Linked DNA regions of Homo sapiens: region 2 is linked to region 1. A link is a loop called in an ENCODE intact Hi-C map of the cell type or tissue named here. Cell type or tissue: heart right ventricle. All regions are shown on one strand. Each heading gives the region's core, and the rest is flanking DNA. Links, peaks and the distances in the headings are about the cores only. Region 1 has its middle 200 kb from the start of MIR3977. Region 2 has its middle 35 kb from the start of RPS23.

What was found. Hi-C counts contacts between places; a loop is a spot of excess contacts. Peaks named below come from ENCODE experiments on the same cell type or tissue, not always from the same donor. Only the 100,000 strongest peaks of a DNase experiment are listed, where the experiment ranks them.
Region 2: a loop joins it to region 1, with 11 times the contacts of the local background. A loop is called at or near these places in 10 of 110 quality-filtered maps.

The regions. Positions count from the first base shown.
Region 1 is chr5:82,637,532-82,644,520 of GRCh38, forward strand. No RefSeq gene overlaps it. Among named protein-coding and RNA genes, the nearest start is that of MIR3977, 200 kb to the right of the region's middle. In heart right ventricle, for the core only: a CTCF peak has its summit at 4,029 (motif pointing right); a DNase peak (open chromatin) is centred at 3,960; H3K27ac peaks cover 1,316 bases.
Region 2 is chr5:82,309,511-82,316,499 of GRCh38, forward strand. It overlaps the pseudogene ATP6AP1L. Among named protein-coding and RNA genes, the nearest start is that of RPS23, 35 kb to the left of the region's middle. In heart right ventricle, for the core only: a CTCF peak has its summit at 2,997 (motif pointing right); DNase peaks (open chromatin) are centred at 3,011 and 3,262; H3K4me3 peaks cover 404 bases; H3K27ac peaks cover 1,359 bases.

The DNA.
Region 1 (6,989 bases), core at 2,569-5,068:
AGATGAGGGATGTATATTTCTTGCAGGAATGGAAGAACTATTCTTGATCTGTCCATGAGCTTCTTATTTGTCTTTTCGATTGCTGTTCATGCAAAAGGAAGTTTGAAAGAAATCACATTCCAAGAATAAAATTATTATAAAGAATTCAAGAGAAAAGTATGGTTGAAGGACAAATTGTTCTACATTTATAGTATAAAATCCAAATGGTAATTTAAAATGACCAGGACACGACTTATTGCTAACATTTTCCCACAAACTAACTGAAATTTGCACCATTAACAAAGAACAGTAACAATATTTGAGATTATCATTGGAATCCATTATTCTCAGGAAGCACAATGGATGGTACAGCATCTTAAATAATGATCTAACAGCATTAAATAAATGGTGCTAGGAAACCAGTAGCAAGAAGGGCAATATTGTTTCAATATAAATAGATTCTGTCTGGGCACAGTGGCTCACGCCTGTAATCCTAGCACTTTGGGAGACTGAGGTGGGCAGATCATGAAGTCAGGAGTTCGAGACAATCCTGACCAACATGGTGAAACCCCATCCCTACTAAAAATACAAAAATTAGCCAAGCGTGGTGGCACATGCCTGTAATCCCAGCTACTCAGGAGGCTGAGGCAGGAGAATTGCTTGAACCCGGGAGGCAGAGGTTGCAGTGAGCCAAGATCACACCACTGCCCTCCAGCCTGGGCGACAGAGCGAGACTGTCTCAAAAAAAAAAAATATATAGAAAAAAGATTTTGAAGAGCTCTGGCTTTGTATTAACAATTTGCCTCCTTTTCATTATAGTGGGAGGTAAGAAATTAGGTAGGAACAATGTCTATGACAATAAAGAACATGAAGAAATGTTTCCTGAACACTACAATCTCTATATGCATTGACTAGACAATTAACAAATGTATATGTACCTCTTCAATACATGGCTATATTTCACGTAGGTCTATAAATTTTGTAAAACAGTTTTTAAAGATCGGTAGTTTACATAGAGAAGGGCCTTGCAAAAAAAAAAAAAAAAAAAAAAAAACTGCCTGTGACCCCATGCATCTTAGGAGTGGCTCTAGTCCCATATTTCTATTTTTAAATTTTCACTCTCTCTGCCTTATTACCTTTCCCTTATCCCATTGCAATACTTTTTCTAACTGGCTGGATGTTATCCTTTCTTCCCCTTATAATCTTCCTTAAACACATCTGCCTAATTGCTCTGGATGTTTTGGAGTTACTTCTATACTTTAAACTTCCACTGACTCTCCATTGTTCTCTGGTGAAGTACAGACCATTCATTCATCCTCTGCAATCTAACTACAAACCACCTTTCCTACTCCGTCTCTCAGTATGTAATGTTACCACACAGTAAGTCTGTAACGAAACTGAACCTCTGGCTGTTCTTCAACATGTCTTTCTCCTTCTCATCTTTACACATTTGCTTTTAATATTCCTGCCCCACTTCTGTCTCTCCCATTTCTCTCCATTACAATTATACCCAATCTTGAAGGCCTCAAATGCCTCCATTTTCCCAAGCCCTAAGTCAGATGTCTCCTTCTTTTCATCTACATGCTTATTTAGCTGTATCTCTTTTGCAGTTTTTTTTTTTTTTTGCCTCTTTACAAGCTGACTTAAGTGACATGAAGATGAAGGGACTTGGCCAGGGTTAGGGTTCAAATTAGTCAAATAATTGTTCATATTGGCAGAAACATATTTTTATTGCTTCCAACCATTGGCACTTAGATGATTAGTTTTATTAAAGAGAATCACAGACATTAAAGAGAACACAGACAAGACTGTGCTCTTAGTGGAAGCTGATAACAGAAATAAGCTTATGGTTTGCAAGATGAAAAGCCCAAATGCTACATTGAATAAAAACTAAGAACAAAAAAGGTCTAAAGCAAGAAGGTCTAGAAATCTTGTTAAACGCCATGCATTCACAAAGACATTTTTTCTTTTGAAAAAGAATAGAGTCAGAGGAAAGCAAGATTTCTATTTATTGCCTTTGTTGTCTTTAAAGAGCAGACCTTGCCAAAACTACAGCAGTCATGCAGATCTTGGCATCTGCAATCTCTAACAGGTTTCAGATTTCCAAAACTGACTTGAAAATCACATGTCAGCAAACTAAAGGGGCAAGGGGAAATGCTGATAGGAAACAAGTGAGTTTTATGTGCTCTTGAAATTCTATGAAAAAAATATGCTAAATGCTAATCAGAAAGCCTGCAATCTTTCATTTTCTCTTTATGACAATGATTAAGCTCATAATGTCTTTCAGAGACTTGAGCAAAGAAAACAAGCTGGAAAATCAGTGCAGTAAATGGCAAACATGCCACGGATGTGGATTAGACTGGGAACTAGAGTCAGTGAGAACATGGTATTTGAGTAACACTGTCCCTGGATTGGCAAATCTGTCTGAGATCTGTTATATTTTGAGTCTCAAAGACACTGAAACACAGATGTGGCCATAAAGGCCATATGATTAGAACAGGAAGTCTGCAGATGAAAGTTCAGATACTTCTGATTTAATCTAGGTCTAGCCCACCCCATCACAGATGAGGAAAAGATGTCTCCAGAATAGTAAAGTGACTTGCTCAAGTTAACAGCTTAGCTGGAAACAGGCCCACAATTAGCATCTAGGTCTGTTGACTCCTAGTGCTGTCTGCTCCTTCATATTGCCTCTCCCTTTAAATTCCTTTTCACTCGCTTAATGAGTATTGTTAGAGCCTAAAAGCCTGTGTATGTGTTGTGGTTATATTGCTGTCAGGAAAGGACAATTAGAAAATAGATCAAAGTTGTATTTATACTTCAACTGTGAAGAAACGCAACTTGATGGTTTAAGGACGGCCTTATGCCAACAATCAATCAGGTAAGTCTGTGATGGTGCTCTTGGGGGCTGGTGTGCTCCATGGGTCATCACACTGAGCCCTACTGAACCGCTGCTTTAACAACAGAAATTTAAATAGAGGACATTTTTATGTTTTGCAGACTTATTATGTGTGTATTTGCATATAAATATATATAATTTGCACATAATCTATAATTACAAAAACTTTTTTTTTTTTTTTGTAAAGGTCAGGACCTGATATTTTCTGAAATTGGTAGTGGTTAGGAGGTGCCTAGAAACAAAAGACTATCATCACTTAGCCAAATTGCTTTGGGGCATGGACCAAGGGGGCGTGGAAACCAGCAGGGAAATATAGATCAGATTGGGATCAAGTGAAACATTTGAGTTTTCCAGGTAAACATATCACAGGGCCTTGAAAATAAATTTTAAGAAGATAATTTTACATTGTATTTATTTGTCTGAAATGCTTTGGAACTGATCTCTAACAGGAATGCTTTCAGACCTACACAAACATATCACTTGCAAAATTTAGACTCTTATAAAACACAAAAGGTGTTTATGAAGTTGAATATAAACTGCAGAGTTATCAAAAACTATCCCCCAAGGCACGTTAGTTTTTAACTGTAAATCAGAATTCAAGGGAAGGTGTAAAACAGGGAATGCAGAGATGTTTCTTCCTTGCTCACAATGCCCCTGGAGTCCAACATCAGATCCATGCTGCAGCAAACTCTCCATCAGAAGGGCCAGCCAAGGAGGAGGGTGCTTTACTATATGAATAGACCAGACTGTCTCAAAGAGATTAGCCCATGCCAGTAACAGTTCTTAGACTAAATCGCTCTATTTCAGAAGTTCTTTCTAAAACCCTTATTTCTGAATCAAAAACATGCCCTTTTATTAATTTGTATCCGTGTTCTCCTGAAATAGGAACAATTGACAAAAACCATGGTCAAGGATTGCCATGTAACACTGACTTCAATCAAGCATAGGTTCGGGAGGGTGTGTTTCATATGAATTTCTTTTCATTAGGTCATATAGCTAACATTAGATGCTAGAAAAGTCTGCAGCTCCCATAGAGGAGGGAGATGTGAAAATCTGGTGCTGGCAATGATGGCAACTTGCCATTCTGACAGAATTGCACAATCAGCTTCCAGGACACGTTTCACCAGTTTATTTTAGGAACCAGTGAGCTACACTAGAGGGCAGACTAACCTAGACCTTTTTATTCCCTTCCAATGAGAGTCTAATCCATTGTGTCTGACATGAAGCATTACAGAAATAGAATCCTACAAGTGAATAAAACTGTGACACTGTTTCATTATCGTTGATGAGGATTGTGCCTCAGATGGTTTCTCCTTATTTAACTTTGTACTGAGGGCATTTAATATCTTAAATACTTAATTTAGAGAAGGTTTAAGGAAAACAAAACAAAAAGCCTGTGAAAATAGTGGAGGGTGTACGATTATTACAGCTATGTTATTGCAAAGACAAGCATCACTGTGAGAGTGTGATAATGACCAGGAACACACAGAAACCTTCTCCAGAGGAACATGAAATCTATAAGACATTGTCACAGTGAGATAAATTAGATCCATAATGGCAATTTTTGCTTAGTATGGTGCTTTGTAATTTCTCATTTTTAAAACTATGAAATCTCATTTTCTTTTCTTTTGTGTGACTGTGAAGCAGTCTAAGGGTCAAGAGGACAAGCTGTGTGGAAATGGGTTATCCTGGAAATAAATTCAGCATTGCTCTAGCTGGGATTGTCCTATACCACCTTGGAATCTTTAGTCCTTTTAGTGATTTTAGGATGTGGTGGAGGAGAGGGGTATGGAATTTTCAGGATTGTCATTGGGCATAGATGTTGTCATGAAACTGGTTGATTGACACAACTGCCCACTAGTCATTCTTTTAAATTATCCAACTCACGGGTGTAAGAAATAAATATTTTTCATAGCTAGTGTATTAATCAAGATTCTTCAGCGATAAAACCAATAGTATATTTATTTATTTATTCATTCATTTTAAAGAATTGGCTGATGTGATTATGGAGACTGAGAAGTCCCAAGATAGTAGTAGTCAGCAAGCTGGAGACCCAGAGAGTCAATGGTATAATTCCAGTCTGAGTTCAGAGGCCTGAGAACCAGGAGAACTGGTGGTGCAAGTTCCAGTCTGAATTAGTTTAAACGCAATAGAAGATCCGTATCCTAGTTCAAAGACAGTTAGGCAGAGAGAGCATGCAAATTCTCCCTTACTCAAAGGATTGGGTGAGGCCCACCCATATTGGGTAGGGCAATCTACTTTACTCAGTCTACCAATTCAAATGTTAGTTTCATACAGAAGCATCCCACAGACACAACCAGAACAGTGTTTGACCAATTATCTGGGCACGTAATGGCCTAGTCAAGTTGACACATTAAATTAGCCATCACAGTTAATATCTTGTTTGTGTTTACTTTGTGCTTACAGATTATAAATCACTTTCATAAACATTATCTCTTTGTCCTCACTACAAGCTAGGTAGGGCAAATTTTCATTAACGTTATCACAAGGGGTTATTATGCATAAGTAATTATTAAGACACTGAATGGTCTTCATGTCTTTTATGAAAATGAAGCATAGAAAGATTTTGCAACTTGAGTAACAAGCAATTTGTATTACTTCTTTCAACTCTTAGTCCTAGGCTCTTTTGACTACATTTTACATTTATTTCAAAGTCTAAGCAACGATAGCTACAGCAACTGCCAAATCTCCAAAAGATGAATATTCTGACATACAATGTAAAAATTTCCCTTGCCAAATTTGTCCTGTGTTAAAATATACATAGTGCACCTGTAGTAGGCTTGGCACATTAAAATAAATGCAACTTGAAGTCAGTGGTGGCAGGGGTTAAAGTGGGCAAGAAATAAATGGAATAAGTATGTCAGTATAATTAATAATCACAGAACTCCAGAATGCTCCCTGCTCAAAGACTTCTTCCCCGTTAATGATTCAGATTTGTCAGCCCCGTTAATGATTCAGATTTGTCAGAGATTTCCTTTTGTTTGTTACTTTTTCCAGACAGCATTGCCTCGCCCCCAAATAAAACAACCTGAGACATATAGCACATTAAGGTTATTGGATGTTTTCATTTGGTGACCAGGGACATCAGGGCACTTTAGCCACTCTGATAGCAGAGTGATAAAAAGGGACAAAGAGCCCAGAAAGGAGAAAGGGAAGGAAAGCTGACTTGGACAGATTTATTTACGCTCTTGATATTATGACTATAGACTAGCCATCAAGACAATAATGTTAACTCACTAATTCATGTAAATTATTTCTTCATCCTGTGAGAGTTCACTGGAGTCACATCTTACTTAGGGACAAGATCTAAATTTACCATGTAAGGCAAAAATCACATACAACCAAAATCACCCTTGAAAACCTTAAATCACCATTGAACTAAAGTGTACAGGGCTCTATAACTGTGTTTAACAATTATATAATGTATAGCATGTAATAAAGACGCATATGCAAGATTTTTTTTTTTTTTTTGAGATGGAGTCTCCCTTTGTTGCCCAGGCTGGAGTACAGTGGTGCGATCTTGGCTCACTGCAACCTCCGCCTCCTGGGTTCAAGCGATTCTCCTGCCTCAGCCTTTTGAGTAGCTGGGATTACAGATGCGCGCCACCACACCCGGCTAATTTTTGTATTTTTAGTAGAGATGGGGTTTCACCATGTTGACCAGGCTGGCCTTGAACTCCTGACCTCTAGTGATCCATCCGCCTCAGCCTCCCAAAGTGCGGGGATTACAGGCATGAGCCACCGCACCTGGGCAAGATTTTTTAAATACAGTTTTATACCACAAATACATATTTTGAAACAGTAGAGTCATACTGAGCATGGCATGATGCTCACATTATAAGGGACACATTAACTGTGGCTAACTGAAGATCTCATTTCCCATCTTCTCTTATTCCATGGCCTATATTCATTTAGTAGAATGGCAGGCTGAGTTGCAAGGTAATTCTTTCTTTTAATTATTTATTGTGACACAATTTGAGACTTACTGAAAAGTTGCAAGGACAGCACAAAATTCCCAGTGTTAACATTTTAACCACATTTGCTTTATTCTTTCCTCTTTCTCTCTCTCATGTCCTTTTATAGCCTATTTTCC
Region 2 (6,989 bases), core at 1,944-4,443, 330 kb before region 1:
TATGGTTGTTCCCATGAGTAAGTCAATTCATCTGTCTTTGCTCTGGGAAATCTTATGTTTACTCTTAGGAAAACAGGAATAAATGTAGGTATTAAAAGCTTAAGAGTCAGTTTAAAAAGTGTTTTAGCCATTCTGATTCCTGTACTGTGTTATCTTTATTGTGGTTTTATTTTACATTTTCCGAATGTCTAATGGTCCTAAGCATCTTTTCATGTACTTATTGACCATTTGTATATCTTTCTTTAAAACATGCTCGAGTCTTCTGACAATTTTTATGATTTTTACATTGGGCTGTCTTTTGTTGAGTTGTTAGTGTTATTTATTGTATTCTGGATAGAGTTCTTTATGTATACGTGTTGTGAGTATTTTCTCCTGTTGCGTGGCTTGCCTTTCTTGTTTTCTTAAACAGTGTTTTTTGAAGAGTAAAAGTTCTGGATTTTAGTAAAATGCAATTTATCAGTTGTTTCTTTTATGGTTCATGCCTTTGTACTTTTTTCAGGAAACCATTGCCTACCTCAAGATTAAAAAAAAGTTCTGTACATTTTGTGTGTTAGGTGTTACGTGATCCACCTTGAGGTAACTTTTGAGTACATATGAAGTCAGGGTCATTCCTATTTTCATAGACTGCGTTGTTTCCTTTTCTTAGGTTGTCTTTGAAGCTTGGTGATGCTGGAAACCCCAGAAGTCTTGCTATAAGGTAGGTAGGACACCACTTTGGAGTATCGCAGTTTCAGCACTTCAGATTAGCTCTATAGAATTTATTCATTCCACATGTGCGAAGCAAGGGCTTGCTATATGCCCAAGCACTGTGACACATTGCATGCCACATCAACCTAATTAAACGGAAAAGTTGGTGCTGTGATATGATGGGATCCTATACTAATGCTTTCTTTCTAAAAGTTTCTACCAAAATACCCATAGTTCTTCCCTCTCCCCCACCCCCATGCCGCCTGCATTAGGGACTTAGAAAACTCCCAATCCTGAGAATGTAATATCCTTTTCTTCTGAGAAAAGAAGACAAAAGAAAAAGCTCTAAGGGCTGGGGCTCTGGTTTGAACTTATTTTCTATAGCTTCTTATAATGAATCACACTTACCATTTAACTACAGTGAAAAAGCCTCGTTACGTGTATTCCCCAGCAGACAATCAACAGAGGCCTACAGTTTTTTGGTGTTTAGGTATGAAAGGATGCATCTGTCAACAGAGACTTTAGCCAAGCAGTTAGGAACTGCTCCTGAGGTAGGGGGAGCAATTTGAAGGCTTTTTTTTTTTCTTATAAAAATACAGTGCTTCCCTTCCTATAAGACAAACTTGTTAGTGGAGATAAGTAGTTGTGTCTTTAACATTATTTGGAAAACCAGCAGGATTGTGCTAGGGCAGTCTTTCTTAAGCTTTGCTCTATGGGACACTTCTGCTCTGTAAAAATATTTATAAGATTTTATGAAAAGGGGATTCTGTGGTCAAATGTGTCTGGGAACGACTCTAAACCATGTCTTCCTCTTGGCAATTCACAGTGTAAATTTGTATGTTAAAGTTTCTGAGAAAAAATAATCTTAAGGAAGACTATTGCACTTTGTAACTTTGACTAACTCAGTGTTTCCTGTGTTTAATTTTGGAGAACCTTCTTCCTCAGAACACTTGTCTACATATCATGGGAGACTAGAGTTTCACTGATCATAATTTAGAAAATATATGTCATCATCTTTCAGAGCAACTTTACAAGTAAATAGAATCCCACAAGGTGACCAAACACACATGTCTGTTTGATCTAGAAATGGAGACTATTTTTGATCTGTAATTCCACTTTTTTCCAAAATGAAAAATAGCTTTATTATTATTATTGTTATTATTATTTATTCTGATGATAAAGGTATGTAGCAGAAACTGTCAGTACCCCGTGAATATCTACATGGTCCTTTCCATTTGAGAGCACTGTAGCCTACCTGCTGAACTTTCAACTCCCCGCCTCTCTTTGCCTAAAAGCTTTCTCTGGCCCACTGCCCCCAGTCCCTGGCCCAGCAGCCTTCAACCAATGACTGGAGGACACATACACACACCTCAGCTCCCTCCCCGTCAGGTGAGATAACTCAGCAGCATGTGCTGTGCTCTGGCTCCCAGGTTCCATCACGGCCATGAAGCCCTGCTTGTCCACATTGGAAACTGGCTTAATAATGTACCTCTTTTAGCTGCCTTCCCTTCCTCTGTCATTTCTTTTCTCTCCATTTTACGTATTTTGAATGACTAAACTCCCCTGAATATTTCTTATATTCACACCTGTGTCTTAGAGACTGCTTGCAAAGAAGCCAAATAGAGACAAGAAAAACTAATGAAAACAGAAAAATCAGAAAATATTGAGCTACAGAAAGAAGAAAATGAAAATCATCAATAATCTAAACACCATTTGTAATCACTACTAATGTTTTAATCTCTATCCTTCCAGACATTTTTTTTTAATGCAGTCACTTTTTTTTTTAAATGGAAATAAAATGATAATGACAAGTAAATTATGACTTTTTTCATGGCTGGAAAACAGTCCATTCCAAAAGAGTTAAGATTGGATTTGAAGCCCAGCTCTGACACTTACTCTCCAAGTGAGCTTATTCAAGCCCTTTGTGTCTTAGATTCCTCAGCTGTGAAGTTAGAATAAGGACATTATCTATTACATGGTGTTGAAGTGAAGATTAAACACAATACACATACATAACACAGAAGTTATTAAGAGAGCTATTACTATTATTTTAAACCACAATTTAGCAAATTCTTCATTGATGTCCATTTAAGTTTTTCTCAAATTTTTTGAATAATAAACACATAATCAAGTGTTGATTCTAAAAAAGGAAAAACAAAACAAAACAAACCCAAACTTTGTGTGTTTTTTCTTTCGTAGGAATTTGCACTGTCCACTTTGGGTGCTGCCCTGTCATTTGCTCTTTTTCCATCCATCCAGGGAAGGCTCTGCAGCAAAAGTGAAGCCTTTCCCCAAGCCCGTTCTGCCGCCTGACAAAAGAGGGCGCCATTGTACTGTTCATAGACGATGCCTTGCGTCAGTAAACGTGGGAAAAGTTCTTTAGGAGTAATGCTGTTTTTATAACCATTTTCAGATTCATCCTTACCAATTACAACAAGTTGTCCATCCAGAGTTGGTTTAGTTTGCGCCGAGTCGAGATCATTTCCAACAATTCAATCCAAGCAGTCTTTAACCCAACTGGCGTATATGCTCCCTCTGGTTACTCCTACCGCTGCCAACGCGTGGGCAGCCTGCAGCAGGACCAGGCCCTCTTGCTGCCCAGCGACACGGATGATGGGTCGAGCCTGTGGGAGGTCACTTTTATTGATTTCCAGGTAATAAACTAAAACCTATGCTCAATGCACCTGCGTTTTTGGTACCAAAAGAGCTCAGTGTTTGTTTAAAAACACCTGAAACAAACCTAGATGCTTAAGGAAAAGAGAAGTAGATGCCTTTAAAAGAATATTGGTGGTTTTTTTCCTTTGTCTTTTAAGGTATGAAGTAGAATAGGATAGAGAATTTTATCTCCCTGTGTCCCCCACCTCCTACCCAGGGCTTGCTTTTACATTCAGCTTTATCCAGCACGAATAATTATCAGTGAGGAATGCCAGCCATCTAAGCCCTAGTGAAGCTGTGGGTGAAGCCAGGGACTGACACTTCCTGGACTGAGAGGCCCTTCTGGGGAGAGGCATTGGCGGACAATTATTTTATTTCCTTCAGGGAGTGGCGCAGTGATCTTATCAGGGAAGATAAGAAGTACATCGGCAGTGTGAGTGACAGCTTTGGCAGTTAGTAGGAAGGGACTCAGCGGGGAGTCAAAAATATCCCAAAGATCTTGAAAGTATTTGGAGTAAGGAATGGGGTGTAAGAGATTCCTTTTCACCACCAGAATCTTAGGCTGAGAGACATTCTGTCAAGTTCCTCTATCCTGTTTACCTGTGAATGAAGCTTAGCTTGTTCCTACCACTCCCTGAAATAGTAGGCAGGGCTTTGCATGTACCTCTTATGGGCACATTCCAACCTTTTCCAAATATATGTGGGCATTGGCATATATGCATATTCTTCCCTTTCATCCTTCCCAAGCTTAGAGAAGTGTCGTGTGGATGAAAGGCAGTTTGGGGTAGGGAAGGAGCTCACATTTTGGAGTCAGACAGACCTGGTTTCAAATTACTGCTCAGCCACCAGGGCAAGTTACTTAACCTCTCTCAATTTCTCACCTATCTTTATTAATGTAAAGAATACGTGGCCTAAGATATGTGGAAACACTCAGGAGTGTGCCAGGCGTGGATTAACAATAATTGCTACCTGTGAGTGACCCGTGTGTGTTGGTACTGTGGTCGTTACTTTATGTGCTTTGTCTTCAGAACTTACCATAATGCTGCAAGGTGGTTTTATGAATGAGGTGACTGAATCTCCGATAATCACATAATTTTTCTAAGGAGTATAACTGGTAAACGGTAGAGGCAGAACTCAAATTCTGGACAGTTTGGTTCCAAGGATTCTTTTGTGTGTGTGTGTGTGTGTGTGTGTGTGTGTATAAAATGTTTATAAATATTATTTATATTATGTATGTGTATGTCTATACATGTGTGTATGCATGTGTGTATGTATACATATAGAGGAATGGCAGTGAGGATATAATGACAACAAGGAATATTTTACATATAATTTCGCCTATTTAGACCGGGGGAATTGATTGATTTATACCTCTACCTTGTTCCAGAAATGACTTAGTTGACTTATGGAAATACTACTTATGAAAAATTACTTTCAAAAATAGGCAAATCACTTCACATCCATTAGGATGGCTATTATAAACAACAACAAGCAAACAGAAAATAACAAGTGTTGGCAAGGACAGGGAGAAGTTGGAACTCTTGTGCATTGCTGTTGGGAATGTAAAATGGTGTGGATGCTGCGGCAAATAGTATGGAGTTTCCTCAAGAAGTTAAACATACAATTATCAAGGGATCCAGCAACTCTGCTTCTGGCTATATACCCCAAATAATTGAAAACAGGGACTTGAACAGCTTTCACCTGTGTTTATACCTACGTTCATGGCAGCATTATTCACAATAACCAAAAGGTGCAAGCAACCCAAATGTCTATCAATGGATGAATGGATCAACAAATCTAGTGTATATGTACAATGGAATATTATTCAGCATTAAAAATGAAGAAAATTTGGGGATTGGGCGTGGTGGCTCATGCCTTTAAGCCCAGCACTTAGGGAGGCTGAGGCAGGAGGATCACTCTTGAGCCCAGGAGTTTGAGACCAGCCTAGGCAACATAGTGAGACCCCCATCTCTACAAACAATTTTTAAAAAAGAAATTAGCTGGGGTCGTAGTGGTGTCACCTGTAGTCCCAGCTACTTGGGAGGCTGAGGTGGGAGGATTGCTTGAGCCCAGGAGGTCGAGGCTTCAGTGAGCCAAGACTGTACCACTGCACTCCAGCCTGAGTGACAGATGTCTCAAAAAAAATTAAATTTAAAAAGAGGAAGGAAATTTGGATACATGCTACAACATGAATGAATGTTGAAGACATAATGCTAAGTGGAATAAGCCAGCCACAACAGGACAAATATTGCATCATTTCACTTATATGAGGTACTTACAGTTGTCAAACCCCGAGATGGAAAGGTAGAATAGTAGTTACCAGGGACTGAAGGGAGGAGGGAATGGGCAGTTAGTGTTTAATGGGAGTAATGTTTCAGTATTGCAAGATGTGAAAGCATTCTGGAGATGGATGGCGGCAATGGTTGCACAACAATGTGAATGTACTTAATATCCCTGAACTGTATACACTTAAAATGGTTAGATGATAAATTTTATATCATATATGTTTTATAATAAAAAAACAAAAAATTTAGCAAAGACTTGGGGGTAGAGAAACACAAAGGAAGAAAATGTCAGTTAGAGCCACCAGTGAGGTTAATATACAAAACCACGAGACCATCTGTCTGCACTGGCTGGAGGCGGCACAAGAATTTGGCTCTGAAGTTCTGGAGCAGCCAGTATGAGAAACACTCAGTTACATGTTCACAGGCTCCCTAAGACTACTGCCAATGTGCTTGGGATAAGCACATTCATCCCTGGTGGTGTGAGATGTATACATCCTCATCAGCATTCTTATTATAAACACAGCTTTCAGGGGGACAGATGGGCCTTGTTGAAACCCCCTTCATGTGAAGAGATGGCAGAACACAAGCTCAGTCCAGGGGAGAGGAGGTGATGGTGATGGTGGCTGAGGTATGTGTACAAAAGGCTGCTGTCCACATACACAGCTCTGCTGGCCTGGCTTATGGTGGGAATAGAGCATAGAGCAATGTGGCCGGTGCGGCAAACTCGAGTACTTGGGTAACTGGTGAGTTGGGCTGGGACCATGGCAAAGGGTAGCCTTCATCACAATGAGCATTTTACAAATTCAACTGCAGCTGATTTTTGCTTTGTAGGAATGCAGGGCTGGTGTTGCTGGATCTTTTCAATAGAAGCTAGAATGGTAGATTCTCACAGGAAATTTTCAGGATATTCCGAGTACTGGGTCAAACAAAACACACCTGTGGGCTAGAAACAGCATGTCTGTATAACCTCTAGTCCAGGAAATGGGTGGACAATGTATCCTTCAGGCATTCTCCACACTTACTGTTCTCAAACAAGTCTTGTTAAGAATTAAGTGGCAGTTGGCTGGGCGTGGTGGCTCACGCCTGTAATCCCAGCACTTTAGGAGGCCGAGATGGGTGGATCACCTGAGGTCAGGAGTTTGAGACTAGCCTGGCCAACATGGTGAAACCCTGTCTCTACTAAAAATACAAAAATTAGCAGGGCATGGTGGCAAGTGCCTGTAATCCCAGCTACTTGGGAGGCTGAGGCAGGAGAATCGCTTGAACCCTGGAGGTCGAGGTTGCAGTGAGCTGAAATCCTGTCATTGCACTCCAGCCTGGGCGACAAGAGCAAAACTCCATCTCAAGAAAGAAAAAAAAAAA